2 separate regions of the Homo sapiens genome follow, and region 1 is linked to region 2. The links are chromatin loops, found by intact Hi-C in ENCODE. Cell type or tissue: CD4-positive, alpha-beta T cell. All regions are shown on one strand. Each heading gives the region's core, and the rest is flanking DNA. Links, peaks and the distances in the headings are about the cores only.

What was found. Hi-C counts contacts between places; a loop is a spot of excess contacts. Peaks named below come from ENCODE experiments on the same cell type or tissue, not always from the same donor. Only the 100,000 strongest peaks of a DNase experiment are listed, where the experiment ranks them.
Region 1: it touches region 2 in a loop (4-fold over the local background); 4 of 110 quality-filtered maps call a loop at or near these places.

The regions. Positions count from the first base shown.
Region 1 is chr9:509,053-525,198 of GRCh38, reverse strand. The region is part of intron 1 of KANK1 (KN motif and ankyrin repeat domains 1); the gene reads right to left. Among named protein-coding and RNA genes, the nearest start is that of KANK1, 12 kb to the right of the region's middle. In CD4-positive, alpha-beta T cell, for the core only: no CTCF peak of the experiment used is centred there; DNase peaks (open chromatin) are centred at 6,418 and 9,328.
Region 2 is chr9:565,301-581,446 of GRCh38, reverse strand. The region is part of intron 1 of KANK1 (KN motif and ankyrin repeat domains 1); the gene reads right to left. Among named protein-coding and RNA genes, the nearest start is that of KANK1, 69 kb to the right of the region's middle. RefSeq lists an enhancer at 6,177-7,016. In CD4-positive, alpha-beta T cell, for the core only: no CTCF peak of the experiment used is centred there; no DNase peak of the experiment used is centred there.

The DNA of each region.
Region 1 (16,146 bases), core at 5,274-13,273, 58 kb after region 2:
ACATGGCAAAACCCCGTCTCTACTAAAAATATAAAAATTAGCCAGGTGTGGTGGCGCATGCCTGTAGTCCCAGCTACTTGGGAGGCTGAGGCAGGAGAATGGCTTGAACCCAGGAGGCGGAGGTTGCAGTGAGCTGAGATTGGTGCAGTGAGCCAGTGCTCTCCAGCCTGGGTGACAGAGTGAGACTCTGCCTCAAAAAAAAAAAAAAAAAAAAAAGGCAGCAAGAGTTTGGGATTGACTAACCAAAGCAATAAAGCAATAGACAATAGTAGTTTACAAGCATGTTAATACCTGTATAAATGAAATTCAATCAAACAGAAGCCTGTAGAGAGACAGCATACCCAAAATTACTATTTCAGAACACTGATCAAAACCAGTAACGAGCCGGGCACGGTGGCTCACACCCATAATCCCAGCACTTTGGAAGACCAAGACCAGCAGATCACCTGAGGTCAGGAGTTTGAGACCAGCTGGCCAACATGGTGAAATGCCGTCTCTATTAAAAGTACAAAAATTAGCCGGGTGTCGTAGTGGACACCTGTAATCCCAGCTACCTGGAAGGCTGAGGCAAAAGAATCGCTTGAACCTGGGAGGCGGAGGTTGCAGTGAGCTGAGATCGCAGCACTGCACTTCAGCCTGGGTGACAGGCCAAGACACAGTTTCAAAAACAAACAAACAAAAAACCCCACAATAAGTGACATACTACTTGAAACAATGGTGCCAACCTGGCCAAAGCTAAAATAAAACCAGCCGTAAGCTAAGATAAACAAATCTCTGTAATAAATGAATTCTCTTCCTTTGAAGATTGACTTGAATTCTTATACACATACACTCCAAAAAGTTACTTGAAAAGTCAAACAATAAAAGGCAGAGTTATTGTCAAGAAAAAAAAAACAACAAAAAACTACAGAACGACTTAATCAAGTAAAGGCTGGGGAAAAGGGAAAGGAAGGGAAGGGTTGTATTACTTCACCAGCAAGTTGAAGCCAATCACTTTCACAACTGAGCATGACACTTAGTTCCTGGCATCCTGGTAGCCAAAGCAGAAGAGGGAATCAGGTAAGTTGGGAGTCCCTGTTCATCAAGGAAATAAACGTTTTCCTAACAGTGAACTGAAATATATATTTCCTCACATAATGGGTTCTGAACAGCATAGTAAATCCTTATCAGCAGCTCATTTAACAGCAAATACCTATTTAAGTGTCTTCTGCGTTTCCAGTTCCGTTCTAGGAGCTTGATGTACCACCAACCAGCAAACCAGCTAAAGGTTCCTGCCCTGGAAAAGCCCGTATTCTACTGGGATATGCTGAAAATAAACAATAAATATAATAGGTAAATTCCATAATAATACTGGTTAATTTTTGATATGGAAAAAAAAAAGAAGAGGCCAAGCGGATTAAGAGAGACCTGGAGTGCCAGGAGAAGACAGGTTATAACTCTGAATAATCACAGCACTGACATGGTGACATCTGAGCAAGGACCTCACTGAGGTGAGGACAGAGCACTCCAGCCCCAGGAAGGAGCCAGTGCAAAGGCCCTAAGGGAGGCAAAAGGGACACCTGTGGAAGAGCAGAGGTGGGGGCGAGCACAGGAGAGGCTACAGAATAACAAGGGACCGGGCAAGGACAGCCATGGAGTTCACTGTAAAAACTTTTCCTCCCATAGAAACAAGGAGCCAACAGAGAGTCTACGCAGTGCCACAATGTGACTTTTGTTTTTAAAAGATGGCTGTTGAGAATGGATTGCAAGGGAAGCAGAGAGTCCAGGTATCAGGCTAGTGCAGTAATTGAGGTGAGAGAGGATGGTGGCAGTGGAAAGAGGGAGGACGATGCAGATTCTACATATATTTGAAGGTGAAACAGGATTTGCTACTGAATTAAAGGTAGGGTGTATGAGATAGGGGAGTGAAGATGATTACAAAGTTTAGGGGTTTTACCACTAGAAGTCTGTGGGGAGAAGGAGTTTGGGGGAAATAAGAAATTCTGTTTGGGTGACGTTGAATTTGAGGTGGCCACCACACACTCGGGTGTAGATACTGGGGAAGGAGTTGGGCCTTACAGAGTGGAACTGGAGAAAAAAGTCAGAGCTGGAGACCTAAATGTGATAATGATTGGAATATCAACCACACTTAAAGCCATGAGAGAAGATGAGGTCACCACGAGAATGAGTGTCTACAGAAAAGAGATCAAGAACTGAGACCTTACAGATGATCATGTTTTGCATTATCCATCAATACAAGCAAAAGGCTAACATTAACTCAGGGAAGGCATTTTCATGGGAAACCACAGCTCAGCAGTGCAGGCATTTAGCTTTTGGGCCAATTCTGGCTTAATTCCCATGAGCTGTCAGCACCAAGGGAGGAGTAATGAAGTGAAAACCAGGGTAGGTCAGAGGCTGGTGGTCAGGAGAGCACAGGCAGGCACACATTGCTAAGCTTAAGGAGTGCATTAGAGTTTACAGAATTCTATGAGATACCAAAGTCACTCATCAGAAAATACCAACTTAAAAACCCAAAAGTCAGCATGAAGTCCCTTCCAGATCTGTCCCTGCAGAAGTAACCATTATGGTCTTTGCCTTCTGCCAGTTCAACCCCACTGTGGGTCCCAGGCCTGGAGAACAAACCCTGGGGTACACCAGGACCCCCTTCCTCATGAGCAAAAGGGCTCAAAAAGAATGCCTTTCTCCAAGTCTCAGCACTGAGACAGAGTACTGAGTACCCCCAGTATGCCACAGAGCATATGCTCTGCTTGTGAAAACCATGAAAGAGACGGAGTGAGCACAGAAAGGAGCGTTAGGAGTGCTATCCAGCTGTGTGTATGTGCACTCCCCCACACAGAGTCCTCTTAAAACTTTCAACTGCATGAAGGAACCACGATATATGTATCTGTACCCAACCTTGGTCCAAAAACACTTGCGGCATCTTTCAAAACTAGATGTAACTATATTTACCTTTAATTTAAAAATAAATAAATTCAGCAAAAGGGAAAACAGAATCGTAAAATGAGACCTAAATTAGTAAATAACCATCATGAAATTCTCCATTTCTTTTTAACAGTGGGATATAAATTTGGTCAAAGCAATGAGGAAATCACAATCTCTTACAATATTTACATTATTCAACAAATCAAACATTTTCCCAAGAAATGTGCCAACATTTTCTAATACCAAGGCCTACAGCAACTTTTCTAACAGTTCTCCAAAAAAGGGCCACTGAGAGAGGCAAAAGGGATCACCATGTATGAGCTGCCTGTGGCTGTTTCTTAAACTCTTCTCTATTTCTAAATAATGGAAGCTGAAGACATAGTAGACGTTCATTCAATAAAAGAATCTGAGCCAGGCACAGTGGCTCATGCCTGTAATCCCAGCACTTTGGCAGGCTGAGGTGGGTGGATCTCCTGAGGTCAGGAGTTCGAGACCAGCCTGGCCACCATGGTGAAACCCCATCTCTACCAATAATACAAAAATCAGCCACGCGTGGTGGCGCACACCTGTAATCCCCAGCTACTCGGGAGGCTGAGGCAGGAGAATCGCTTGAACCCAGAAGGCAGAGGTTAAAGTGACCCAAGATCACACCATTGCACTCCAGCCTGGGTGACGAGCAAAACTCTGTCTCCAAAAAAAAAAAAAAAAAAAGAATCTGGAGGGAAAAGAAAGTAGAGAATTCCAAGTGCCCAGTGTTTGATGAAATTTCATGAATGAACACCATCTCCCAAAAACAAGTTTTCACTAAGAGCTGGAAGCAGGTTAAGAGCTCAGGAAGAACCCCAAGTGCAGCAGTCTGACACCAGCTGAGGCTTGGTGCACCTACTTTTTAAAAGTCAACCAAGCAGAAGAGACTTCAGCTTTCTCATAAAAATTACAGAAGCTACCTAAGACTCTTGCCTAAGTAGATGGCCCCCACACCTCATAAAAAGGAGTGTGAGGGTGAACATGCAGAAATGGCCAAGATCCCCCACAAAAAGAATCTCAACATGTAGATGGTGAATAACCAATTGAGGCACAAACGTTCTGTTCCTCACAGCAATGTATGACTTTATTTTGTCATCTTGCTTCAAAGAATTCCGATTTCATATCTTTTATATAAGACAGAAATTTCCTAGTAAGAACATCAGCAACAGTTCATCAGTTTCATTTTTGAAAGAAAAATACCAAGACAGACTGATGAGGCCTTAATAAATTTTATTTCTGTCAAAAGGCCCCATCTCTACCCTTCTCTTGACAGTAGCATCCACTGTTAATTGGCTGCCAAAACCATATTAAATCAGGCAATTAAACAAAAATCATCTGACCAATAGGATACTAACAATGCATGCAAAATCAAGATATAAAAGTCAAGAGAGGAAGAAGTGTAACTTCTTGATTAAAATACAGATCTGGAGCCATGGGAAACAACTAATGGAAAGTTACCAAGTTGTTGGTACAGCTCTCCAATTCATAAAAGATTAATCAGTCCTGTCCAAAAACTAGACCCTGTTTTCCATATCTAGGCAGATTTCTGAGGCATAATCTTTTCAAAATAAAACCCAAAGTGCAGATTTAACCAATTCTAAAAACTATTTCTGAATCAGAACACAGGCCATTAAATTTTTTGAGTTAAATATAGTCTTCCATTATGTTAGATTATATTGTTTTCAATTATTCGCTAACCTCCCTGAAAGAGGATTATATCCCCCATTGTCACGTGACTTATAGCATCTCCAGATGGAAGAATTAACCACACTTCTCTACCACATTGCTGGCAGGCCTGGCCATATGACTTTCTTCAGCCAAGTGAAGGCGAGTAGAAGTGACACACAAGCAGAAGTGTTAATAACTATGAATGAACTGGTCACTTCCTTTTTAATTTTTATTTATTTTTTTGAGACAGGGTCTCACTCTACCAAGCAGGCTGGAGTGCAGTGGTATGATCACAGCTCACTACAGCCTTAACCTCCCCAGGCTGAGGTGATCCTCCCACCTCCACCTCCCAGGTAGCCGGGACTACAGGGGCGTGCTACCACACACGGCTAATTTTTGTATTTTTTGTAGAGATGGGGTTTTGCCATGTTGCCCAGACTAGTCTTGAATTCCTGGGCTCAAGCGATCTATCCACCTCAGCCTCCCAAAGTGCTGGGATTACAGGTGTGAGCCACCGCACCCGGCTATGGTCATTTCTTTTCTTACCCTCTGCCATAAGTATGTCCCAGAGTGGAGTGGCTCATTAAGTCTAGAAATTAAAATGTATTGTTTTAAGTCACTGAGCATAACTAGACTAATATGAGTAATGAAACCACTTCATTTTTAAAGCTGTTTTAATGATCAATGGAATGGAATGAATGATCATTAAGTTTTTGCCTTATAAATGCATGCTTTAAGGGGAGGAGAAAAATCTAAATGACTTGTTTGTCTGACCTTTAGAAGACCTTATTGAGAACAATAGTAGGTTCAAAGACGACAAGGCTCAACAGCTCACCATTCCAAAGGCATGTAATTAATCTCTAACTGATGGAGGATAAAACAAGGATCGAGGTTATAAACTTAACTGGCATACCAGTCTCCTGGCAAAATAAGGAAATGTAATTGTCTGGGATTTTATGAGAGGTCGAAATCATTCCAAAAAGTCCAGGTTCTTCTTTAGCTTTTCAGTATTAGGCTCTGCATGGAAATCTTACCAAGATCTGAGGATGTGAATAGTTTCACAAATGATTGCTTAAAAAAGAACTTAATGAAAATCACTAGACCTCTCAAACTTTTCTCTAGAAGCCAAAGAAAAACAATACCCAAAGTTAAGACTCCTCTCATAGCTACTCCTATGAAAATATACAAGAATTAAAAACTTAATTTCTGAAGGAAAAATATTCAACACCACCTTTTGCAAATTTGTGGCAGATCCTGAGAAGTTGGAAGTTCAGAGAAACTCAGAACACTTACTAAGTTAAGGCTGACAGATCTTGATATCCAGAGGCTGTCGTGAGAGCGGGCTTTGGGGGAAAAGACACAATTATAAGGTGCCTAGTAAAAGTTGAAAGACACTGGGCGCAGTGTCTCATGCCTATAATCCCAGCACTTTGGGAGGCCGAGGCAGGCAGATCACCTGAGGTTGGGAGTTTGAGACCAGCCTGACCAACATGGAGAAACCCCGTTTCTATTAAACATACAAAATTAGTCAGGCCTGGTGGTGCATGCCTGTAATCCCAGCTACTCGGGAGGCTGAGGCAGAAGAATCACTGGAACCTGGAAGGGGGAGTTTGCGGTGAGCCGAGATCATGCCATTGCACTCCAGCCTGGGCAACAAGAGCGAAACTCTGTCTCAAAACAAAAAAAAAAAAATTTAAAGACAATGCTAAGAAACTCCATATAGGCTTCATGGAGTTGTGGTTTCCTACAAGACTTGGGTCCCTGAGCCTGCCTCTACCCTTTACTTCCTGCCAGAGTTCCACCTCTCTTGTTCACTGTATGTCATACAGGGTCACCGCCCTTTCTCCGCTCCTCTAGCCTAAAGTAAACAAGGTGGCTCTTTGAGGACTTTTCCTAGGGAGTTTTATAGTCAGGAAATACTACATCCTAGGTCTTCCTTCATCTTCCTCCCAGCTCCTCCTCTTTACACACTTAAACACCACGGAATGACAATATCAATATTTCTTTCCAAACACAAAGAAGCAAAGAAAACATACACCTCGCAGGAAATAGTAGAGTTTCGATTCTAGAACCCATGCTCCGAACCCCTCCCCTACATCGAATCAGATCCCCTTGAAGTGTCTGGCCGAAAAGTATAGGTAAAAAGCCAGGAAGAAACGGTAAAGTAAAAACTGCCCTGGGCCACTGGGGGTCAAGGAGGGAGAAGGGGAGGCTCGGGATGACACAACCCAGCCTGGGAGCGGAGCTTAAATACAGACTTCAACATGTGAACAACCGCTTTAAGCCAGGACTCAAATCAGATGGGCCTCAACAGGTAAGCACAGTTATCTGGTCAAACTGGATGTGAGGTCAGAGGTTTACAACACTTCTTTTGAAAAGTTCCCAAGAAAATGATTCACAAACTATATAAACTTCAAGCCCCTTTAGCAGTGTTTCCTCCTTTTGCTATCAAAGTTGACAGAGCAGGAAAGAGTGACACTTTTTTCCACAGTACTAAGGCTACTTTATCAGATCATTTGGGGATGGCTAAGAACCCTCAAGGTTGGCCGGGCAAGGTGGCTCATGCCTGTAATCCCAGCACTCTGGAAGGCTGAGGCAGGTGGATCACTTGAGGTCAGGAGTTCAAGACCAGCCCGGCCAATAATGTGAAACTCCATCTCTACTAAAAATACAAAAATTAGCGAGGCATGGTGGGGGACTCCGTAATTCCAGCTACTTGGGAGGCTGAGGCGGGAGAACTACTTGAACCTGGGAGGCGGAGGGTCCAGTGAGCCGAGATCACGCCACTTTACTCCAACCTGGGTGACAGAGCGAGACTCTGTCTCAAAAAAAAAAAAAAAAAAGAATCCTCAAGGTCTTATTACTCGTTCTTAACCTCAAAAGGTGACCCACCGGCACACCCTTCCCTACAACAGGCAGAATTGAGCCCAGACATATTATCCCCACTCTTTCTCAGGAAGAGATGCTTACCTTCTCTAGAAAGTGTGAAAAAGCTCTATAGGCACATAGGATTTCACTAAAGGAAAAAAAAGGCTTCCCTATTTTCCCATGAATATCCTAACAGTAGGCTTTTGTTTCCTCAGGTTGGCTAAAATAAACCTAAAAAAGAAACAAAAAGAAACAGTGTTCTTTATTAGCCTAAAAACTAATCGAAACCGTCCCGACAAAACACAGCTTGCAGCCGGGCCGCAGTGGCTCACGCCTGTGATCCTAGCACTTTGGAAGGCCGAGGCAGGCAGATCATGAGGCCAGGAAATCGAGACCATCCTGGCCAACATGGTGAAACCCTGTCTCTACTCAAACTACAAAAATTAGCTAGGCATGGTGGTGCATGCCTGTACTCCCAACTACTTGGGAGGCTGAGGCAGGAGAACTGCTTGAACCGTCGGAAGTTGCAGTAGCTGAGATCACGCCACTGCACTCCAGCCTGGGTGACAGAGCGAGACTCCGTCTCAAAACAAAAACAAAAACAAACACAAACAGCTTGCTGAATTTTGGAAGGATAACTAATAGCTCCCTCGTGGCTCTGAGCCCACCAAAAAACACAAGACGGATGTGTGTGTGTGTGTGTGTGTGTGTGTGTAGAGGGTGATGAAGAATAGAAACCACACTCAGATGCACACCTGGCAGGGCATCTGGGGCCAAACCTCATTAGGACAAATTTCTTCGTAACCCAAGTGTTCAAACTTACACTGATGGAGGCATGAAATTCCTAATCACCTGAAGGACAGGTACCCCCCAGCGGGCTGCTAAGCCACTATAATGATAACTAGTGAATCAATAGCTTCATGCAGATCTGACAGCCTTAGTATGCTACTGATAAAATGATCCATATTCATTCAACAAGTATTTTTGAATGCCTATGAAGTATAACCTAGTAACTCCCCTCCCACCTGGGCCCATCATAAAAGGCCTTGCTATTCCTCAAGCCAGTGTCTCTGCACTGCACTTCGCACCCACATTTCTGTCATTCCCAGCATTATGAACAATTTTCAGATCCCACTCTACAGCCAAAACCGCTCCCCTTCCCTCCCCACTGACTCTAATAAAGACCCACCAGAAAGAACATCACTAAGTTCACATGATCTCATTTGGGAGCTAGCCCTGAATTCCCTAAACTTCAAAAAAGGAAAAATAATATACAACTTTCATCAGCAGTTATTTGAATCGCTTCTCCCAACTGTTTCATGCCAGAGCTGAGAAACTGTGATGAATTAAGCAATCTTCAATCATGTCTCTCAACCACCTTTTCTTGATAGGAATTCAGCAAACTTTCCTCCTACTCCTGAAGTATAACTCCAAAAGGAGTTAAAAGTTTGGTGTCTCTGGAGGCAGAGAAATCTTATTCTGCCTCCAAGGTCAAAAGCCTGAATTCTCCAAAAACCCTTTAGATAATCTGACCCAGGACATAGTCTTGCCACCAAGAGGCCAAACAACACCTGTAAGTACCTTACAGATATTTAAGACCACCTTGTGTCTGTCCCCTGATCAGCAATACACCAATAATATTTAAGGGAAGATGGAATATATGCACAGAAGTACAAAGCTAGATGACAGCTGCATGTTGGATTCCTAAAGAGGCATACAGGTCTTAAAAAGAAACAACTGAGAGGATAAAATAGGTGCCCAGAATAAAAGCTAAAGGAAGAAATCTCAAAATGTCAACAGGAAATAAATCAAAACGAACTCAAACACATCAAACCACACGTGAGGTTTCCTTGAAACTATGCATTTCATTTGCTAAGAAGTGACAAGAACTTAACAGCACTGCCATCGAAGCCTCACAATATATAGCTTATCCCTACGTTAACAATTCCCCTTTTTAAAACCCTTTAAAAAATGGTGCATCAGGATCTCAAGTTTTCTTTTACATTTATGTGGAAATTTAATTCCTGGAAACTATAGAACATGATTCAAATTCTCCTATAAAAATGTCAAAGTGAAAGGCAAAAATAAATAGACTGAGTTAACAAATTAGAAAAGTTGAAAGAGTAATACAGTATGAGCAGTTTCATCCTTTAAATACCTTAATTCTCAGAACTAGTAGAGTTATCCATAAACTTCTGTTCTTTAAATTTTTATTAGAAGTAAATTCCTTGAAATACATCTCTCATAAAACTAAAACAAAAAAACACAATAAATGTGTAGAGAAACAGAAAAGCTAGAGTGGTTAAAGAACTGATACAATGTCTCTAGATGAATTCTTTAACTGGCTTTTTTTTCTTTTTTTTTTTTTTGAGAAGGAGTCTTGCTCTTTCACCCAGGCTGGAGGGCAGTGGCACGATCTCGGCTCACTGCAAGCTCCGCCTCCTGGGTTCACGCCATTCTCCTGCCTCAGCCTCCCGAGTAGCTGGGACTACAGGCTCCCGCCACCACGCCTGGCTAATCTTTTGTATTTTTTTAGTAGAGATAGGGTTTCACTGTGTTAGCCAGGATGGTCTTGATCTCCTGACCTCATGATCCACCCGCCTCTGCCTCCCAAAGTGCTGGGATTACAGGCGTGAGCCACTGCACCCGGTCAAACTGGCTTTGTTTTTCTACTTTGCTATGCAATAAAATAAAAAGTATGAACCCTTTTTGAGGTGTTCATCTTCATTAGTCATCTAGGGAATCAATAACACACGTTTACCAGATTAGCTAAAATAAGACAACAGACAATAACAAGCACTGTGGTGCAACTGAAACTCATACACCACTGCTGGGAATACCGCTTGATAAAACCACTCTGACGGTACCTACTCCAGTTGAACTGCATGGCCCAAAAATTGCACTCCTAGATATATATCTAACTTAAATGTGTACCTATATTCACCAGAAAATACATACAAAATCATTCATGACAGTACTGTTCATACTGGTCCAAAACTAGAAACCTAACGTTCATGGACAACAGGATGAACAGCAGTATATTCACATGATGGAACACTATACAGCAATGAGCATGAACCCATAACCACATACAACATGGATCAATCTCACAAATATAACATGGAGAGAAGCTAGACACGAAAGAGTACATGCTCTGTGATCTCAGGTACATAAAGTTCAAAAACTGACTAAATTGATCTATGATATTAGAAGTAAGGATACCCTCGGGGCAAGAGTTGTGACTAGAAGGGGATATGACACCAAGATGGTCAGATTGGTCTGTGGCTCCATTTGGGTAAAGGAGATGAGGGAGTATTTGGCAGAAAAGTGAGCTGAACCATCTCATAACAGGGATAATCCCATCCCCTAAAAAGGGCTACCCTGAAGCTATTATTTTTAGAGGAAAAAGCAGCTCTATTGAGATGAATAGGAAGGAAGGAAGGAAGGGAGGGACGGAGGGAGGAAGGAAGGAAGGGAGGGAGGGAGGGAGGAAGGGAGGGAGGGAGAGAGGGAGGGAGGAAGGGAGGGAGAGAGGAAGGGAGGGAGAGAGGAAGGGAGGGAGAGAGGAAGGGAGGGAGGGAGGGAGAGAGAGAGGGAGGAAGAGAGGGAGGGAGTAAGAGAAGGAGGGAAGGAGAGGAGGAGGACAGAAAAGAGAAAAGGTGAATACAGTATTTATGTTTCATTTCAACTTTTGTTCGAGACGGAGTCTCGCTCTGTCACCCAGGCTGGAATGCAGCGGCGTGATTTTGACTCACTGCAACCTCCACCTCCTGGGTTCAAGCAATTCTCCTGCCACAGCCTCCCAAGTAGCTGGGACTACAGGTGTGCACCAGCAAGCCCAGCTAATTTTTGTATTTTTAGTAGAGATGGGGTTTTGCCATGTTGGCTATGGCTGGTCTTGAACTCCTGACCTCAAGTGATCTGCCTGCCTCGGCCTCCCAAAGTATCTACTTTTGTTCTAATTGCTTTTGTTCTATTTTTTCCCAAGGTCAAAGGGTGAACCAGTCAGAATTAACAACAGAAATCTGAAAAAATTTAGCCAAAAATATTATGCAGATATCAAACACAAATTTACATTCTTGCCACTAACCAAGTCAAATTTTATTAGTAAGACAAATATCAAAAGAGGTTATATCTGCAATATACAATGAATGCAAACCAACAAGACTAGAGGTTCTTATATGTTTCTTGGATGATAATTATAAAAAGGGATTAGTTATGTGTTCTGAGAGTTAAACTAAGCCCCATTGCTCAATTGTATTAACTAAATGAATCCAAAAAAAGAAAAAACCCAAAACACCTCCAACAGAGTTACAGGGCTCCTGACACTCTGTTTCCAATTAACTGATTGCTTTGGTAATGAAAAAAGCAAGAGAGCACTTATTTCTGACAGCACATCCACATACAAACACTCAACTCAACCATGTGTCTGTAATAAGATTCTTCATTGGTGAAAATATCATTTGCTTCCAGCATTCATAATTTAAATGCTAAGTGTAGGGAAGAAAAAGGCAAACAGGTATCTGAGTTTAAAAGCCAAAGAGAAAAAATAAAAAGTGTCAAATTATGCCACCTGCTAGGCTCACAAAGAGGACACACTCATAGGCAATTCCCATTTTTAGTGGCTGGAGTGTTTTAACAAGAGCCTCATTGTCAAGCCTCAACCATTTGAAGCTGCTTTTCTGCCATGTCCCTCCCCAACACCATACCCTTCAACAAACCTGAGTTTTCCATATCTCTACGGCCTGGTAAAGAATGGACTGCTTTATTTTAAATCAGAAAGGTAACCAAAAGAAGACAACTAAAAATAATAAGGCAAAAATAATAAGATATCTAATAAAAACCAGGAGGCAGAGAGAAGAGGAAAGAGAGGTGTGAGGGAATATAAATTCCACTTCTTCCTTAGCAGGAAGTTAACAGACACTGTCAAATTTATGAACTCAAGCATAGACTGGCAGTATATTTTATACTGCAAATTCTTTGACACTCCCATCAAGTGGCAGGTCGATGTCCCCTCTGCTTGAGCCTGAGCAAGTTTTGTGCTACAACCAATAGTTTGGCAAAAGGGAAGTTATTAACTTCTGATAATATGTCATAAAAGGCCATGAAGCTTCCAACTGGTTTACCCAAGGTGCTCGTAGCAGGGTATGATGGTTAATTTTATGTGTTGACTTGGAGGATGTTTTTGGATGAGATTCACATTTAAATCAGGTAACTATGGGTAAAAGAGACTGCCCTCCATAATGTGGGTGGGCCTCATGCAAACAACTAAAGGTATGAACTAAACAAAAAGACCGGCCTCCCTGAGCTGGAGGGAATTCTCCAGCAGACCTCCTTCAGTCTTCTTCTAGACTCTCCTTGTCTCCATCTGTTGGCCCACAATGCAGTATTTAGGACTAGCCCGCCTCCAAACTGAATAAGTCAATTCCTTGTTTTAAAAATCTTGTGTGTGTGTATATACATACACACACACACACACACACTATTGGTTATGTTTCTCTGGAGAGCCCTTAGTAACACATGAGGGAAGCCTGCTGCCACACAAGTTCAACTACCTGGAGCCACCATGCTGAAGTCACCATGAAGACATGTAGTTGCCATGAAGACAAATGAAGTCAACATGTGTAGGTGCTCTGCTCAACAGTCATTGCTGAGCCCAGCATTCCAGCTACTCCCACTAAGGCAATAGTCATGGGAGCAAAGCCTTTTTGGAGCCAGTGGACCAGCACATCCACCAGCTGGGTACCAGGGAATGACCTCAGTCAACACCGAAAGCAGCAGAATCACCCAGCCCAGCCCTGCCTGAATCCCTGACCCACAGAATCCAAAACACCATAAAACAAATTTTTGAGCCACTAAATTTTGGGGGGTAATTTGCTAAAATAACCACTAGAAGAACTAAAAACAGAAACAGCAGTTATCACACCTAAACCAAGACTGTAGCTGAGTTGGGACCAGACAAGAATGATGAGTTTTGTTTTTATTTTAAACCCTTTGTTGTTTATATTATTTACACTATGTGTGAGTATTAGAAATTCTATAATTCAGAAATTCAAAAATTAAGGGAATAACAGCAAACATGTATAAAACTTACTGTATACCAACCACCCTTCTAAGTGTTCTTGAGTCTGGACAGGTGACTGCCTCAACCAACAGAGTTGGTTTTAACTCATTCAATCCTCACAAGTACCCAATAAAGGAGATGCTTTTATTATCCCTGTTTATAGATGGGAAATTGACACACAGAGAGGTTTAGTAACTGTGCCAAAGGTCACACAGCAAGCAACAGATCCTAGATTAAAAGTAGCCAGCCTGGGCCTACACCTACAATATTTCCACAGAGATCACCAGGCTGGCTCAGCAGTCACAAGTCACAGGAAGAAAGGTACAATCTCAAATTGCCATTCACCTGGGTCTCCAAGCCTATGACTGACCATGGTATTATGTGTCAAGCACTGCCACCTTTTACTTTTTCAAAACCTATTGCCTAAATGCAGTGCCCTTTACTCTAATTCCCACCCATACACATTTTTCAAGGCCAAATCCCCCTAAATATCACCCAGATCTCTCTACTCAGCATTAATTTCTCCATCCCTTTCCTTTCCAGAGTGAACCTTTTGTATCGATATTGAGTATTTCTAACATTTTGCCTATTAATACAATTTTGCATCATTATACATTCATTCCCTATGAACTCTTAGCTTTCTAGTCTCTGATTTCCCCCACCAGGGCCTTGCACATAATACAAATTTAAGTACTGTTTACTAAAGTTAAGTGATATTGGCTTATTCTGAATGAAGGCTGGTCTAGCAGCCTTCATCTTAGAGAAATTATCACTGAATTTTACCTGAGGGGAAAGGAGTTAAGATCTATAATTAGGCAAAAAAGCAGCCTACTGCATTCTAATCTCTGGCAGGTGTTTACCATTAAACCCCATGATGCTGACTTGAATGTACCAAACAGCTTTCTCCCAAAATCCTCCAAGTACTTTTTTCGGCCTATATATTAGTTCATTTATTTTCGGTATCTTCCAGAAAAAGAATAGTAAGGAAGCCAGCATCACCAACCCCACTGTCCAGTGGTCAACCGGGGCTCTCCCTATGCACCGCTGATCTCTCTCCTTGAGAAGGCTCAGTGTCTCTTTAGTGATGTCTGCTCCCTAGCCAATTTCTAGAGACTCCTTAAAGCTGAGCTCAAGTCTTACTTTTGGGGGAAGCAGCTCCTAATCATCTAGACAAGAAAGACTTCTCCCTCAGAACTTAAACAAGCACTGCATTTGTAGAATGAACACTCCTTGGTCATGTGTAAGAATTTTGCCTAACTGGTATTTTTAATTATTAGATATAATTTCTGGACAATCAACTACTTAATGGTATGATCCTTCTTATATCCTTTCAAGCTCTTGGCTCAATACCTTTGTAAACAGGACCATATAAAGAAAATTAATCAGTGATACCTAAATGAAATTGCCACAAAGGTTCAATTTATGCTATTTTTAAAGAAGTTATCATGGTCAACCTCACCATTATTTTCAGAATTGCAATTTAACCCAATGAGACACCCTTTTGCAGGTAACATATTAGCAATTTAAAGATTTCTTAGACTGGGTGCAGTGGCTCACACCTGTAATCCCAGCACTTTTAGGAGGGCAAGGAGGGAGGATTGTTTGAGGCCAGGAGTTTGAGACCCGCCTGGACAACCTAGCAAGACCCCATCTCTACAACTAAAAAAAAAAAAAAGGAAAAATTAGCTGAGTGCAGTGGCACATGCCTGTAGTCCCAGCTACTCGGGAGGCAGGCTGAGGCGGGAGGATTGCTTGGGCCCAGCAGTTCACGGTTACAGCGAGCTCTGATCCTGTCACTGCACTCCAGCCTGGGTGACACAATGATATCCTGTCTCAAAAAAATAAAAAAGATTTCTTTAATCAATTCCATATTAGGTTCAAGGATAACTCTGCAGGCAGCAGTTTAACAAAGATCCCAAGCCACATAAACAAAAATCTCAAATTTATGAAATACCCAAGAGGGAGGTAAAAACTATATGCACAAAGATGATTTCCACAACGGTATGTACTAGTAAAACACCAGAAATTAACACACATTTCTAATAAGAGGATTATTAAATGAAAGCATATCCTTAGGCATATGCAGGGATTAAAAAGTCAGAGACTGAAGCAATATTAAGATACTGTGTTAAGAAACAAAATACAAAATTGAATATTAGAATTGTGACTTCATAAAAACATGAACAGACATGGAAAAGCACTGGAAGTGAAGACAACAAATAATTAGTCTGCTAGGATGGGGTAAATATAGGTCATATTGGGCCAGTGGCTCACGCCTGTAATCACAGCACTTTGGGAGGCCGAGGTGGGTGGATCACGAGGTCAGGAGATGGAGACCATCCCGGCCAACATGGTGAAACCCCGTGTCTACTAAAAGTACAAAAATTAGCTGGGCGTGGTGGCGTGTGCCTGTAGTTCCAGCTAATCGGGAGGCTGAGGCAGGAGAATTGCTTGAACTCAGGAGGCAGAGGTTCCAGTGAGTCAAGATCGCGCCACTGCACTCATCCTGGTGACAGAGCAAGACTCCGCCTCCAAAAAAAAAATAATAAATAGGTCATATTTTGTCCATTTGCCAAACTCTGCAGATCTACTGCTCT
Region 2 (16,146 bases), core at 3,277-11,276:
AATGGTATTCAGAATAAAGGACACTTTTAAAACAGATTTACGAGAAGGCTCTTGTATCATGCAAGCATTTCACAAAGAATTTCCAGTCTCACTTGCCACCAATGCCATGTAAAGGGTCTGTTTAAGATAGGCATTGAGAGGTGACAACGTGCTGTCAGCCCTTGCCTGCTCTCGGCGCCCCCTCTGGCCGTGCTTGAGGAGCCCTTCAGCCCGCCGCTGCACTGTGGGAGCCCCTCTCTGGGCTGGCCGAGGCCGGAGCCGGCTCCCTCTGCTTGCGGGGAGATGTGGAGGGAAAGCCGTGGGTGGGAACTGGGGCTGCACACAACGCTCGCGGGCCAGGAGTTCTGGGTAGGCCAGGAGTTCTGGGTAGGTGTGGGCTCGGCGGGCCCCACACTTGGAGCGGCCGGCCCCTGGGCAGTGAGGGGCTTAGCACTCCAGCCAGCAGCTGCGGAGGGTGCGCTGGGTTCCCTAGCAGTGTCAGCCTGCCAGCGCTGCGCTCCAATTCTCACCAGGCCTCAGCTGCCTCCCCGTGGGGCAAGGCTCGGGACCTGCAGCCCACCATGCCGGAGCCTCCCCCAGATGCCGTGGGCTCCAGCGCAGCCCAAGCCTCCCCAACGAGCACCGCCCCCTGCTCCGCGGCGCCCAATCCCATTGACTACCCAAGGGCTCAGGAGTGCGGGCGCACAGCGCGGGACTGGCAGGCAGCTCCGCCTGCGGCCCCAGTGCGGGATCCACTAGGTGAAGCCAGCTGGACTCCTGAGTCTAGTGGGCACTTGGAGAACCTTTATGTCTAGCTAAGGGATTGTAAATACACCAATCAGCACTCTGTGTCTAGCTCAAGGTTTGCAAATGCACCAGTCAGTGCTCTGTGTCTAGCTGATCTAGTGGGGACTTGGAGAACTTTTGCGTCTAGCTCAGGGATTGTAAATGCACCAATCAGCACCCTGTCAAAATGGACCAATCAGCTCTCTGTAAAATTGACCAATCAACAGGATGTGGGTGGGGCCAGATAAGAGAATAAAAGCAGATGCCTGAGCCAGCAGTGGCAACCTGCTCAGGTCCCCTCCCACAGTGTGGAAGCTTTGTTCTTTCACTCTTTGCAATAAATCTTGCTGCTGCTCACTCTTCGGGTCCGCGCTGCCTTTATGAGCTGTAACACCAGGAAGGTCTGCAGCTTCACTCCTGAGGCCAGCGAGACCACGAACCCACCGGGAGGAATGAACAACTCCAGACCGGAGGAACGAACAACTCCAGACGCGCCGCCTTAAGAGCTGTTACACTCACCGCGAAGGTCTGCAGCTTCACTCCTGAAGCCAGTGAGACCACGAACCTACCAGAATGAAGAAACTCTGAACACGTACGAACATCAGAAGGAACAAACTTCGGACACACCATCTTTAAGAACTGTAACACTCACCGCAAGGGTCTGTGGCTTCATTCTTGAAGTCTGTGAGACCAAGAACCCACCAATTTCGGACACAGCATCACTGGAGACAGCAGATGCTGACAGTCATGAAGCCTCATGGGGTGGAGTCATATTAGAAAATTCAGCACAATCCAGGACTGATTCACTGTCTGGCCTGAGGTTTTTCAGGTCCAACCTCCAGATTTTCTTAGAGCCAAAGATGATTACTTTCTAAGTGTGGGGTTAATGAACCCACAGCAACATGTGAACGGAATAACATAGGGAGAATGCTTTTGTTCCATCTATGCAAGCTACTCCTCTCTTTGGGGTCTTCTGACTGGGCCACAGGGTCAGAGGTGGACCTCCCATACTGCCTCCCTGCACCCACCTACCTCCCCCACCATGGCTCACTGGACCACATAAAGATGTGAGACCTATGCTGAGAAGATGCTTCTCCCCTAGGGTTTTAAAATTGGGGCTGAGGAGCTGACAGGCGGGCTCCAGATGGAGCTGGATCTGTGTGTTGCATGCTGTGGACGACACAACAGAGCTGGAGTGCAGAAAGGTGAGGATGGAGCTGAGAGAAGCAGGGACAACACACAGAGACAGAGTCCTTCAACTTCCTGTGCTTTTCTATTTTTGATTCTTAGGTTTTCTCTGAAGATCCTGGATTTTGGGGAGGACTTCAGTATCCTGATAACATCCTCCCCAAGTTTGTTTTGTTCCTAGAAGCCAAAGATTCCCAGTTGAATACCATCCTTTCCCCATTACCAAGCTAATACCCAGCTGTGCTACGGGAGCCCACACTGGGGGCAGAGGGAAGCAGACCCAGGGTGGGTGGGTCGGGGAAGGCTACGTGGAGGGCACCAGCCCTCAACTGAATACCTCCCCAGTTACTAGACCTCCCATCCCTGCAGCTTCAGTGTGCCTTCCCTGCCAAACTGTGCCTCACTGAACCCGATTTTTCTTGGCTTGCATGCGGAATACTCTGCTTCAGCTGGCATTTTTTATGTCTATGTGTTCAAACATGCATATAGTCAATTTTTCCTATTTTCAGCTGCAGACATTTATTAAGTCAAGATATAACAGTCAAATTCCTAGAGTTATGAGAGTGCTCTGCCCTCCATCCCCTCCCCATGGATAAGCTCGTCATCTTCGAGATGGGATTTTTAGCATAGCTTGAGCCTACATTTCAAATAAAAGTTAAATATTATACAGAGGTGGGAGAAAATGATTATGTAGAGTAATATTAGTTTTCTGACAGAACTGGTAGGATTTGGAATAATTTCTCCCATAAACATCCAAGTACAATTTCTTGAGGGTAAAGAAGAGTCCAACTTAGTAATGGTTATTTTATTTTCAATTGTCATGCTTGATTTTTTCCTAAAACTTGCACTGATGCTTTAACAGTGCATAAATCTAGCTGTTTACATATTTATTTTTTAAAATCAACATTGAGATATACTCCTAAACTATGATGATGTTCCAGGGGAAAACAATTAGAATAGATATATTTAGTTTTTAAGATTTTTGTATAGAGGACTGCACCCCCTCCCTGCCGCCCAACAAAAAAAAAAGGCTTTTTCTTTCAGGATTAATAAGAAATGAAACATTTAATTGTCTGTGGTCCATGTCAACAATGTTGCTAATATATTTCATTTTTTACCCTCCATGGCTTAGCAAAGGCAAACACACACACACACACACACACAGTTGAAAAATAAAATAAAGAGACTCAAGAATCCAAATCATACTTCCTTACTTGGTATCTAGATATATAAAGCAAGAAGAATGTTTCCTACTTTGTTTGAAGCAAATAAAACAAAAGGTGAATGCTTTTACTGATTTATTTCTGGGGTGATCCAACGAGAAAGCAATTTTCTGAGGAGTCCTCATTTGGCTCAGTTCTGCCCTTTAAACCATAAGCCCCAGTATGGCCAGTTCAGTATCCTCTGGTGTTCTTCTCTTCTCTCTCAGTTCTTGTGGAGGAAGTGATCACATCTAGGGGTGACCTGGTTACAAGGTGAAAGGAGGCCTCCTAGCTGGGCTCTGAGTGAGGGAATGATGTGTGCACAGGTAATGATCAACAACTAGCACTCTTTGGGGCTTTGCAGGATGCCATTGTGAGCTTCAGGGTGCTCCTATTCCCAAAGTTTACAGGTGAAACAGCTTTACTTTCCCAGAAAATTATAATAAAAAGTACAATTTTAAAATCCTACTTCTCATGCGTAAAGCCAGTGGTTCTCAAATGCTAGCATAAATCAAAATCACCTGCAAGACTTGTTGAAACATAAATTCCTGGGCCCTACCCTCAGAATTTCTGATTCAAGAGGTTTGGGGTGGAACTTGAGAATGTGTACTTCTACCAAGTTTCCAAGTGATGCTGTTTCTGGTCAAGGGACATTTTGAGAATAACTGCCTTAAACAAAGAAGTCTGAAGGGTGGGCACAAGCTATCTGGGAGATGATACTGAGAGGTGAAGCCGGCTGAGCTTCTGGGTCGGGTGCGGACTTGGAGAACTTTTCTGTCTAGTTAAAGGATTGTAAACACACCAATTAGCACTCTGTGTCTAGCTAAAGGTTTGTAAGCGCGCCAATCAGCACTCTGTAAAAACGCACCAATCAGCGCTCTGTGTCTAAAGGTTTGTAAACACACCAGTCAGCACTCTGTGTCTAGCTAAAGGTTTGTAAATGCACCAATCAGCACTCTGTAATAACACACCAATCAGCACTCTGTAAAATGGATCAATCAGCTCTCTGTAAAATGGGCCAATCAGCACTCTGTAAAATGGACCAATCAGCAGGACGTGGGCGGGGCCAAATAAGGGAATAAAATCTGGCCACCAGAGCCAGCAGAGGCAACCCGCTTGGGTTCCCTTCCATGCTGTGGAAGCTTTGTTCTTTCGCTCTTCACAATAAATCTTGCTGCTGCTCAGTCTTTGGGTCTGCACTACCTTCATGACCTGTAACACTGCAAAGGTCTGCAGATTCACTCCTCAAGTCAGCGAGGCCATGAACCCACTGGAAGGAAGAAACTAAGGACTCATCTGAACATCTGAAGGAACAAACTCCGGACACACCATCTTTAAGAACTGTAACACTCACCGTGAGGGTCTATGGCTTCATTCTTGAAGTCAGTGAGACCAAGAAACCACCTGAAGGAACCAATTCCGGACACAATACAAGCTTTCTGTTAATAGTATAGAAATCTATTTAACAGTTATTTATCATGCACCAGGTACATGGTACGTACAGGGAATGTCATGGTTTGCAAAAAAAAAACAAGGTCCCTCCTCTTCCTCTCCCACAAACCTGAAATAAAATTACTGTTCCAGGAAGAAGCACCAAGTTCAAGATGAAGCTTTCTGTATCTCCAACACAAACTGCATGCCCCATGAGGAAATGTACAGTCCCCTAAATGAAACAATGTCAAGTCTCCGTGATTGCCAGTGAAAGAATCGAAGCAAACGTCTGAGCCTGCTCTCAAGACTGAGATTACAACTAGAAAATGATGAAGTACCCAAAACATATAAGGAGCACACTATGACAAGCATATGATTGGCATGAGGGCTAAATGCAAGGGAACTGTGGGAAAGATAGGCACAGTGCCTAGCAGAGCAAATATTGGTTCCTCTTCTGCTTTCTTACCTATCTGTATATTAAAAGGGAGGCCAGTAAGGTTGTCTATGCTGGGCCTTCAAGGAGGCTGCCAGCTGCTTCTTACCTTGTATACACTCAGGACCCAAGGGTATGTTATCTCAGCAGCCCTGAGCATTTAAACTCATAAAATTATAAAAGGATGGTATGAAGCTAGTGGTACTGAAACTTTATCATGAATCAGAAGTATGTGGAGGGCTTTGTAAAAACACAGATTCCTAGACTCCCACCTTCAGAGTAAGCAGTAGGTCTGATAGGGCCTAAAAATTTAAAATTTCTAATAAGTTCCCAGATGATGTGAATGATGCTGGTCCATAGACCATACTTTGGGAATCATTCATTAAACTTATTGTTTTTTGTTTTGAGATGCAGTTGCACTCTGTTGCCTACGCTGGAGTCCAGTGGCACAATCTCAGCTCACTGTAACCTCCACATACTGGGTTCAAGCGATCTTCCTGCCTCAGCCTCTCAAGTGGCTGGGATTATAGGCATACACCACTACATCTGACTAATTTTTGTATTTTTAATAGAGACAGGATTTCACCATGTTGACCAGGCTGGTCTTGAACTCCTGACCTCAAGTGATCGGGCCCGCCTTGGCCTCCCAAAGTGCTGGGATTACAGGCATGAGCCACTGTGCCCGGCCAAGCTTATTGCTTAAGCCATTCTTTCCTTGCTATTAACTAGAACACTATCTCTGTAATTAATTTTTTTTGAGACAGGGTCTTGCTCTGTTGCCCAGGCTGGAGTGCAGTGACATGATCATGGCTAACTGCAGCCTCAACCTCCCAGGCTCAAGCAATCCTCCCACCTCAGTCTCCTGAGCAGCTGGAACACAGGTGTGCATCACCATTCCTGGCTTTTTTTTTTTTTTTTTCCCTGTAGAGACAGGGTCTTGCTATGTTGCCCAAGCTGGTCTCAAACTCCTGGGCTCAAATGATCCTCCCAGCTCAGTCTCCCAAAGTGCTGGAATTACAGGCAAGAGCCACTGTGCCTGGCCTCTGTAATCTATTATATAAAACAGAAGTCTCATGAAGTACTAAGAATAGTGGCTTTTGTCACCAACTGCGTGACTGACCTCAGGCAAATACTGTACTAACTTTCTCTGTGCTTTAACTTTACAGATATAAGTGGAGCTTATCTCCAAATTATACAAATCTCACTGAAGGTTATTACTATGCAGTTTTAAGGACATTACCAAGTATCAGCTGCTGCCTTGTCTTTGAGAATATTGTTCACTGCTTTAATTGAAATATGTCAGAACATTTAAGACAAGTACCCTAGACTCCTCATTTGCCAAGCAAGATGGGAGAAGCCCAGGATCTTTTTCTGTTTTTGTTTTTTTAAACATAAAGCCTAGCAAATGTTAGCCTTCTCAAAATTCAGAATAACCTGAGAAGATGCTTTTGATATGTAAAATGACTTCAAGTTCCCCTGTGGGCATAAAGACAAGGCAAACACAGGTTTCAACTTAAAAAATATATACACTTAAAAAAAGAAAAAATATTTTTTTTCTTTTTTTTTTTTTTTTGAGACGGAGTCTCACTCTGTCACCTAAGTTGGAGTGCAGTGGTGCAATCTCGGCTCACTGCAACCTCCCACCTCGCAGGGTCAGCGATTCTCCTGCCTCAACCTCCCAAGTAGCTGGGACCACAGGCACGTGCCACCATGCCTGGCTAATTTTTGTATTTTTAGTAGAGATGGGGTTTCATTGTGTTGGCCGGGCTGGTCTTGAACTCCTCACCTCAGGATCCACCCGCCTCAGCCTCCCAAAGTGCTGGGATTACAGGCATAAGCCACCACGCGCGGCTGAGAAAGAATATTTTCAAACATTACAAATAAAAAGGCTTCCTCCCTGTTGAGAACAGAGTGGTACAGCTGCTCATTTCAATATTAACAATCATATAAATGACATACTTCAATTTAAGGTGGAAAAGCAGGAAGTGAGGCTCATTTTCCCAGAGCACCCCATACTTCAATTTAAGGTGGAAAAGCAGGAAGTGAGGCTCATTTTCCCAGAGCACCCCAGTCAACTAGGTCAAGCATTAAAATATGCCAAAGGAATGTTCCCTCGAGCCTCATTCATTATCAGAGTGCAGGCTCTGGTATTTCAGTAAAGACCGCTGGGGCCCTGCCCACTCAACATCCTCATGATCCTTAGCCTTTATGGAATGTTACAGGTACAGAGCTTCGGCCCCCTTTCCTAAGGGAAGAGTGGGTGCGAGCTGCGCTTTTCAAACATGTGCGGCAGAGAACAAAGGCCACATGATGTTAGTGATGCATCAGTGATTTCTACTTCTACAGGACAAGACTCCTTCCAGTACAATAAAGACAAATCCAGGTTACCCTGGCAAACTTCTTGGAAGCACAGAGCTGCGGCGGATGGGCACAGCCCATTAATCTCCTGGTTGGCTCCTCCAAGCAACTCTCAGCTTTCTACTCTAAACCTCTAATTAAAGCTAAATGCAATTACAAAACAAAAAGTGCCCTGTTCATCTACAGTCCACCCAGTCTAACAGAAAACCTTTCAGAAGTGTGTATGAATCTTGTAAATGTAGGAAAACTGACCTTCTGACATCAGTCACTCTCAGCACAATGAAGTAATTCCTGTCTTTTCACTCAGGATTTCGAAAGCAAACCATCAATCAATGGGTGAGGTGGGGGTGGGAGTGTTGAGCTAGAAAACGTCAACCATTTTAACATTTTCTTTAAGATAAAAATAAAATGCCCGCGACTTACTTAATCCCTGCTATCCTCACCACCTTTTCTCACTGATACCGACTTATATTACTTCTGGCTTTAAAAAAAAAATCCTTGACCGGGCGCGGTGGCTCATGCCTGTAATCCCAGCACTTTGGGAGGCCGAGGAGGGCGGATCACGAGGTCAAGAGATCGAGACCATCCTGGCTAACACGGTGAAACCCTATTTCTACTAAAAATACAAAAAAATTAGCCACGCGTGGTGGCGGGCACCTGTAGTCCCAGCTACTCGGGAAGCTGAGGCAAGAGAATGGCGTGAACCCAGGAGGTGGAGCTTGCAGTGAGCCAAGATTGCGCCACTGCACTCCAGCCTGGGTGACAGAGCGAGACTCTGTCTCAAAAAAATAATAATAATAATAATAAATCCTCATTTTTATTTATTAGATAAGTTTAGTGACAAGTGAAATCAAGTTGTTCCTCTAGCTCCTCCACATTTACAAATTATACTTTATTCTCTGATTATAGAGACTGTCCTTTGGTAATGACATCAACTCACGCAGCACTTGACTGACTGCAGCAGCATATCAGCATCATGAATACTCCAAGTCAGACTCTCTTCCATATCTGCCAGTAATTACAATTTACACCAGCTCAAATATTTTCTCACAAAGCATGCCAGAAGAAAAGAGAACTTTTGGTTAAACCTCAACTTTATTGTATTAGGACATACATTGTGATAATAGTAATGAGACTGCAAAGTATGAAAAGGCAAGTCCTAAATGGATCACTTGATCCAATCTTACCTTTTTCTAGCCCAAAAAGAAATTTTATTTCAGAAATTTTTAATATAAAGATGGAAATGTGGGAAGACCGTTATGCCAGAAACAGCGATGTTTTAACTCATGAGTTAAAACATGTTCTGATGCAAAAAATGCACTGACTTTAGAAATTTCTGCTTAACACACATGTCCTTCAAAAAAGCAAAAGTAGGGCTGGACATGGTGGCTTATGTCCATATTGTAATCCCAGTGCTTTGGGAGGCCATGGCAGGAGGATTGCCTGAGGCCAGGAATTCAAGACCAGCCTGGGCAACATATCGAGACCCTGTCTCTACAAAAAAAATTTTTTTTTTTTGAGATGGAGTCTCGCTCTGTCACTCATGCTGGAGTGCAGTGGAGCGATCTCGGCTCACTGCAAGCTCCACCTCCCAGGTTCACGCCAGTCTCCTGTCTCAGCTTCCCGAGTAGCTGGGACTACAGGAACCCACTACCACGCCCAGCTAATTTTTTTCTATTTTTTAGTAGAGACGGGGTTTCACTGTGTTAGCCAGGATGGTCTCGATCTCTTGACCTCATGATCCGAAATAGCTGGGTATGGCAGCACAAGCAAGTAGTCCTAGCTGTTCAAGAGGCTGAGGCAGGAGGATGCCTTGAGCCCAGGAGTTTAAGGCTGTAGTGAACTACAATTTCTCCACTGCACTCAAGCCTGGGAAAAGAGCAAGACCCTGTCTCTTAGAAAAAAAAAAAAAAAAAAAATCACTGTTTATTACAACCATAAGTTAAGAGTTGTATTAGTGGAGGGAAAACATTGACTTTCCATTTTTAATTTGTTTTAAACTGAAATGCCCTAAAAAAGGAAAATAAGCATCTCCTCCCAGCAACCTCCAAAGTTGGACGGCAGAAAAAGATGCCCAACCACAAAGTTCCGAGTTGTTCTGCACCTACACCCACAAGTAACCTGGGAATACTATCACCTGGTGAACTTGGGACTTGATTTATGAGACATGAAGCTAAAGTACAAACTCAGAGTCCTTACCAAATACATAAGAATTTTCCTATAAACCCATATTTTTCTCTCTCTGAATAATCTATGTGCTGCCTTTTAAACAAAATGAATTCTTTAACTTTTCTGATAAATGACAGAACATACCTTGCTCCATGTGTCTGCTTCTCAGCTGAGACTCTATAGTCCAACTGTATTTCTGGCATTCATTCAAAAAAGCCAAACTGTTAAGTCTCTAAATGTAAATTTATATGAGATTAAAAAGTGCCTGGGAATGAGACAGTTATCTTAGTCACGTTTTTCTTTTTAAAAAACGTTTTTAAAATTTTTTTTTTTTTTATTTAGAAGTGAAGCATAGCTGTTTCCTTGCCTACTACAAAGAAAAAAGTAATCTACCTTGTTAAATAACATGTGACTTCCTTGGCTAAATCTTAACAAGCAATACATTCCTGACTAAGGCTTTTTATTTTATTATTTTTCCAGTGTAGGTGTTGAGAATTTTCATTAAAAAGGGCTCCAACACTGGAACAAATCCATTAACACGTGTTGCCAAAGGAACACTCTGTAACTTCTGCATTATCATACCCTCTAGCAATTGTCAACAATCTCTCTGGCAAAGGCTTCCTCTGGTTTATACATAACTGTATCGAGTATTTCTGTTTGCCTTGCTAACAATGCCTTTTCTTGCAGAGAAGACATATGACACCACCATGTCACACAAAACACCCCACAGTGGAGCTGGTTTTCGATGGAGTGCTGGAACCATCAAGGGGCTAGGTCCCCAAGGAGATGGGCACTCTCTCATACCACAACAGAGGTGCAAACTGGTCCCATTTTTACAAGAAATCAATTTGACAAAATGTATCAAGGATCTTTAGAGTAGTTTTTTAAAAATATATATGTTTGTAACTCCTGACCCAAACATTTCACCTCTAATAATATACAGTAAGAAAATGATGTTCAAAAAAATTCCACACAGATTTCAGCACAAATATATTCACTGCCCATTATAATAGCAAAAAGTCAAAAACTTACATTATTATTAAAATAGTATGCAGAGATTAAGCATGTTTAGAAAGTCTCATGAAAAACTAAGCCAACGGGTCTTAAATGACTTTACTAAATTCACATGAAAAGCAACATAATTTAGGCATTATCTAATTAGCATGCATATTTCCTAAAAACTTACAAAAACTACAAATTTTCAAAGGCTTGGTATAGATGACAATTAGTGTAAGTTACTGGAGGCAAGTGGTGTTAAAAAGGAGAATAAGTCTCCAATGCTCAGTTTCCATAATCGAATGAAGCAGCATGCACTCACATTTTATCAACAGCATTTAGAAAATTATTTCTGCCTTTTATGCTGATGAAAGATCCTCTAACAGATTAACTTTCTGGTAAGAGTACCTCAGAGACAGGGTCTAGGTCACAGATTAGGCTTCTAGGGACCTGTGTCTAGATTTCTGTTTATACGGCGAGCTGTACACCCAGCTGGGCCCACTGGACAACAGTGCAGCCATCAGTGCAACTGCCAGCAAACCTCTCTTATCTCAACACTGTTAACTATGCTCAAAAAGCAAGTCAAGGCTTTCTATTCGGGGCTTACTAAGGACATCAAATTTTCATTGTGACGAAAATACAGCTACGGATTTAAAATTTTAAGTCTACATTATCTCCACAAAAACATTTTGTCCCCAAATGTACACACACAATCATACTAGGCCAAAGAATAATACATTCTCCAAAGTAGCAATGAGAGAGCACTCTCCAAGCACAGATTAAAACAAAGCCATCACAGAAACAACAGACATCTAAACAAACAAAAAACCCAATACAAGGAGAAAAAAACTATTCTATTCTCCTAAATAATTGTTTTAAAAAACATAAATCCTAATACGAGACTGTGTTGAAAGTAATGAAAAGGCCTGGGGTGGGGAAGGTGTATAATGAATGAAAACAGAAACCTTACAACGTATCAAGTGTTACGGAATCTGATGAAGGTTGAGAACAGAGAAAAATGTAAGCCCTAAATAATTAACATAAGTGAACTACATATTGAAATGAGAAAAAAAAAACACCCAATCTGTTTGAAAAATGATTACAAAATACTTCACTAATAATGAATGCATTAATAGAAAAAATAGAAGTGAAATTCAAAAGCTTCCTTGAAAAGCCAACCAGAGAAGTAAACTTCTGGTAAGTCTAGATGAAAGAAAAGTGAACACAATTAGAATATACGTATTGTCTCAGTCAATTTTCTGTTGCTTATAACAGAATACCTGAAACTGGGTAATTTATACAGAAAAGGTATTTATTTCTTACAGGTACAAAGGCTGAGAAGTCCAAAGTCTAGGGCTGCATCTGGTGAGGGCCTTCTTGCTGGTGGGGACTTGACAGAGTCTGGAGGCAGCACAGGGAATCACATGGTGAGGCGGCCGAGTGTGCTAGCTCAGGTCCCTTCCTCTTCTTAAAAGCCACCAGCCCTACTCCCCTGATAACCCATTAATCCATTAATCCATGAATGGATTAATCCATTCATGAGGGCAGAGCCACCTCTTAAAGGCCCCACCTCTCAATATTGCCACATTGGGGGTTAAGTTTCAACATGAGATTCACATGGGACATTCAAACCTTAGCAAGCACTATAACATACTGAGGGACCATAAATAGGAGACGAACATATAGAGATAGGAAGCTATGTTTTTTGAGACAAAGTTGATAAAACAGAGGGGAGGCAGGAAGAAAGGAAGGCAGGTGGGCAGGACTGGGTCAGGCAGCTGGATACAGTAGTGTGTCAGGCAGATACTGAGAAGATACCTCTGCACTAACAGCCTCCCAATGCCCCACAGTGGAGCTGGTCCCCAGCTGAACCTCTACAGGTGGGTAGAAGAGCACCAGAGCCATTCCTCCCTCCCCAGGAGCTCTGTCTACAGTGAGCTACATACTCAAATATACCCCGATGAGTGTGGAAATCGATCCCATTTTTAAAAGATATAAATTTGGCAAAACATATTAAGGGTTTTTTAAGTGGTCATGATCTTTTAAAATGTGACTTCTGACCTGTAATTTTGCTTCTAATCATACACATACTAAGGAAATAATGTTTTTAAAAAATCAACCTTGGCCAGGCATGGTGGCTCACACCTGTAATCCCAGTGCTTTGGGAGGTTAAGGTGGGAGGCCAGGAGTTCGAGATCAGCCTGGGCAACATATTGAGATTTTGTCTCTACAAAAAAATTTTAGAAAATTAGGCAGGCATGGTGATGCACACCTGTAGTCCTAGCTATTCAGCAGGCTGAGGCGGGATGATAGCTTGAGCCCAGGAGTTTGAGGTTAAAGCATGCCATGACTGCACCACTGCACTCCAACCTGGGCAACAGAGTGACGATCATGCCACTGCACTCCAGCCTGGGTCACAGAGCAAGTCTCTGCCTCTATGGGAGAGACAGGAAAAAAACCCCACAGACTTACACATAAATACATCCACTGCCTCACTACTGTAAAAATTTCAGAAACTTAATAATTTGTTAAATTATGATACATATCTTAAACATGTTTATGAAGATTAAGGAAATGCTTACTTTATAAAGTTAGGTTGAAAACTGGGTATGATGTTGAAGATTTTAAACAAAAATATAAAAATGAATGGAAGGGACTATATCAACATTTGAATATTTTTGCCTTTGGTGTAAAAAATCTTGAGAAGTTGATTTTTAACATGCATTATAGATAAGGTAGTGGTTATAACCACATCAAGATAAATGTAAACTATTCTCACACAGGATCACTCTCTACCTCATACTTCACTCATCTGTGAATTTAGTCAAATTAACTCTTGAGCTTTGTTTTCTTCTCTGTAAAATGAAGATAATCATAGCTACCTGATATGGGCACAAAGAAAAAAAAAAACCAACAATGCCAAGCGTTGAACTTTGGCACTCTCTCTTTGGAAGACTGTAAGTTTTGTCCATGCTGGTGACTTTGGAGCCAGTTTTAAAAATTAACTCTAAATTCAATACCACTGGGCCTCTTAAAGTTATAAAACATCTGCAAACTTCTATACTGCAAGAACGTACTCAAATGAGAGACTCTAATTCTGATAAGCTCGGGCATCTCCCTGGGTAACCAATAAATTTTAAAATGGGCCAACACTGCACCAAAGTTCCATGAGGAAGGGACTTATCAAGAAGTGCTGCCTTTCAGAGGAAAACATTCTCATGGATGACTTGGTTTCACATTTCCAAACATGTTTCATTTATATGGCACATTCAAACTAAGAAATGCTGCAAAAGTTCTCTTTGCTGGCTCCAATCAATGCAGAAGGTACTTAGAAGAGGGAAGTGAAACTGCTTTTGCAAAACTGTGACAGTAAGAGATATCTGACCCTTGCTTCTAACCTCCAAGTTGTCCTTCGTCATTCCTGGGCATGGGCAAAGCTAACTTCGGGGAAAATTTAGTTTATAGTTTAACTTTAAAGCAAGAATGAGAATAGCACTTTCCAAAACTAAATCAACTTTGTAAAGCTAATGAAACACCACAAGGTTAGGGTTATGAGAAGGGCCTGAATTCTGCTAAGATGTAGGCATAGAAGGCAATCCTAAGCAAAAAGAACAAAGCTGGAGGCATTACACTACCCAACTTCAAACTACACTACTGGGCTACAATAACCAAAACAGCATGGCACTGGTACAAAACCAGACACACAGACCAAGGGAACAGACGAGAGAACCCAGAAATAAGGCCGCATACCTACAACTATCTGATCTTTGACAAACCTGACAAAAACAAGCAATGGGGAAAGGACTCCCTGTTGAATAAATGGTGCTGTGATAACTGGCTAGCCATGTGCAGAAAATTGAAACTGGACCCCTTCCTTACATCATATACAAAAATCAACTCAAGAAGGATTAAAAACTTAAATGTAATACTCAAAAACCTGGATGATAACCTAAGCAATACCATTCCGGACATAGGAATGGGCAAAGATTTCGTGACGAGAATGTCAAAAGGAATTCCAACAAAAGCAAAAATTGACAAATGGGATCTAATTAAACTAAAAGGCTTCTGCACAGCAAAAGAAACTATCAACAAAGTAAACAGACAACCTACAGAATGGGAGAAAATTTTGGCAAACTATCCATCTGACAAAAGTCTAATATCCAGCACCTACACGGAACTTAAATTTATAAGAAAAAAACAACTCCATTAAAAAGTAGGCAAAGGCATGAACAGACACCTTTCAAAAGAAGACACACATGCGGCCAACAAGTATGTGGAAAAAAAGCTCAACATTACCGATCATTAGAGAAACGCAAATAACAACCACAAGGAGATACCATCTCGCACCTGTCAGAATGGCTATTATCAAGAAATCAAAACATAACAGGTGCTGGCGAGGTTGCAGAGAAAAAGGAACATTTACACAGTATTGGTGGAAGTATAAATTAGTTCAACCACTGTGGAAGACAATGTGATGAGTCTTCAAAGTTCTAAAAATATAACTCCCATTCCACCCAGAAATCCCATTACTGGGTGTACACCAAAAGAAATATAAATCATTCTATCATAAAGATGCATGCACACATATGCTCACTGCAGCACTATTCACAATAGCAAAGACATGGAATCAACCTAAACGCCCATCAGTGGTACAGTGGATAAAGAAAATGTGGAACATATACACCATGAAATACTATGCAGCCATAAAAAAGAATAAGATCATGTCCTTTGCATGGATAGCTGGAAGCCATCACCCACAGCAAACTAACGCAGGAACAGAAAACCAAATACTACACGTTGTCACTTATAAATGGGAGCTAAATGATGAGAACACATGGGCACATAGAGGACAACAACAGACACTGCAGCCTAATGGAGGGTGGAGGTTGGGGAGGAAGCAGAGGGTGAAGAAAAATAACTATGTATTATTAACTTAACACCTGGGTGATGAAACAATCTGTACAACAAACCCCCATGACACGAGTTTACCCATATTAACAAACCTGCACATGCACCCCTGAACCTAAAATAAAAGTTTTGTTAAAAGCGTAGGTATAAATGATAACCAGCCATTGTTCTGGAAGTCACAAGATTTGTAACTTCCCCAATTACTGTGGTAAATAGCATCACTCTTGCGGAACCTAAGATTGGCCTTTTGAGATGTCTTTTCAGACTGCTGCATTTTTGACGACTGGCTGACTCCACCTGGACCTGCGACTCATGACTCAACTGGTCCTATGGCCCCTAACCCAGAGGCAGACTCAGCAAATGAGGGCTGTTTTCCACACTCCTATGATGGCATCCCCAGCCAATCAGCAACATCCATTCTATAGTCCCCTGTCCACCGAACTATCCTTGAAAAACCTCAACCCCCAAAACTTCAGGGAGATTAATTTGAGTGATAACTCCATCTCCCATGCGGCTAGCCACCTCTTCGTCAATTAAACTCTTTCTTTACTGCAATACCATGGTCTCAGTGAACTGGAAGACCCTTTTGGGTGACTACACAAGTTATGCTCTGCAGAAGACATCCTTAAACTACTGTCTGCACAAGGTAGAATGGGAGCAAACATGAAACCATTCTTTAGGGTTGACTTTCCCATT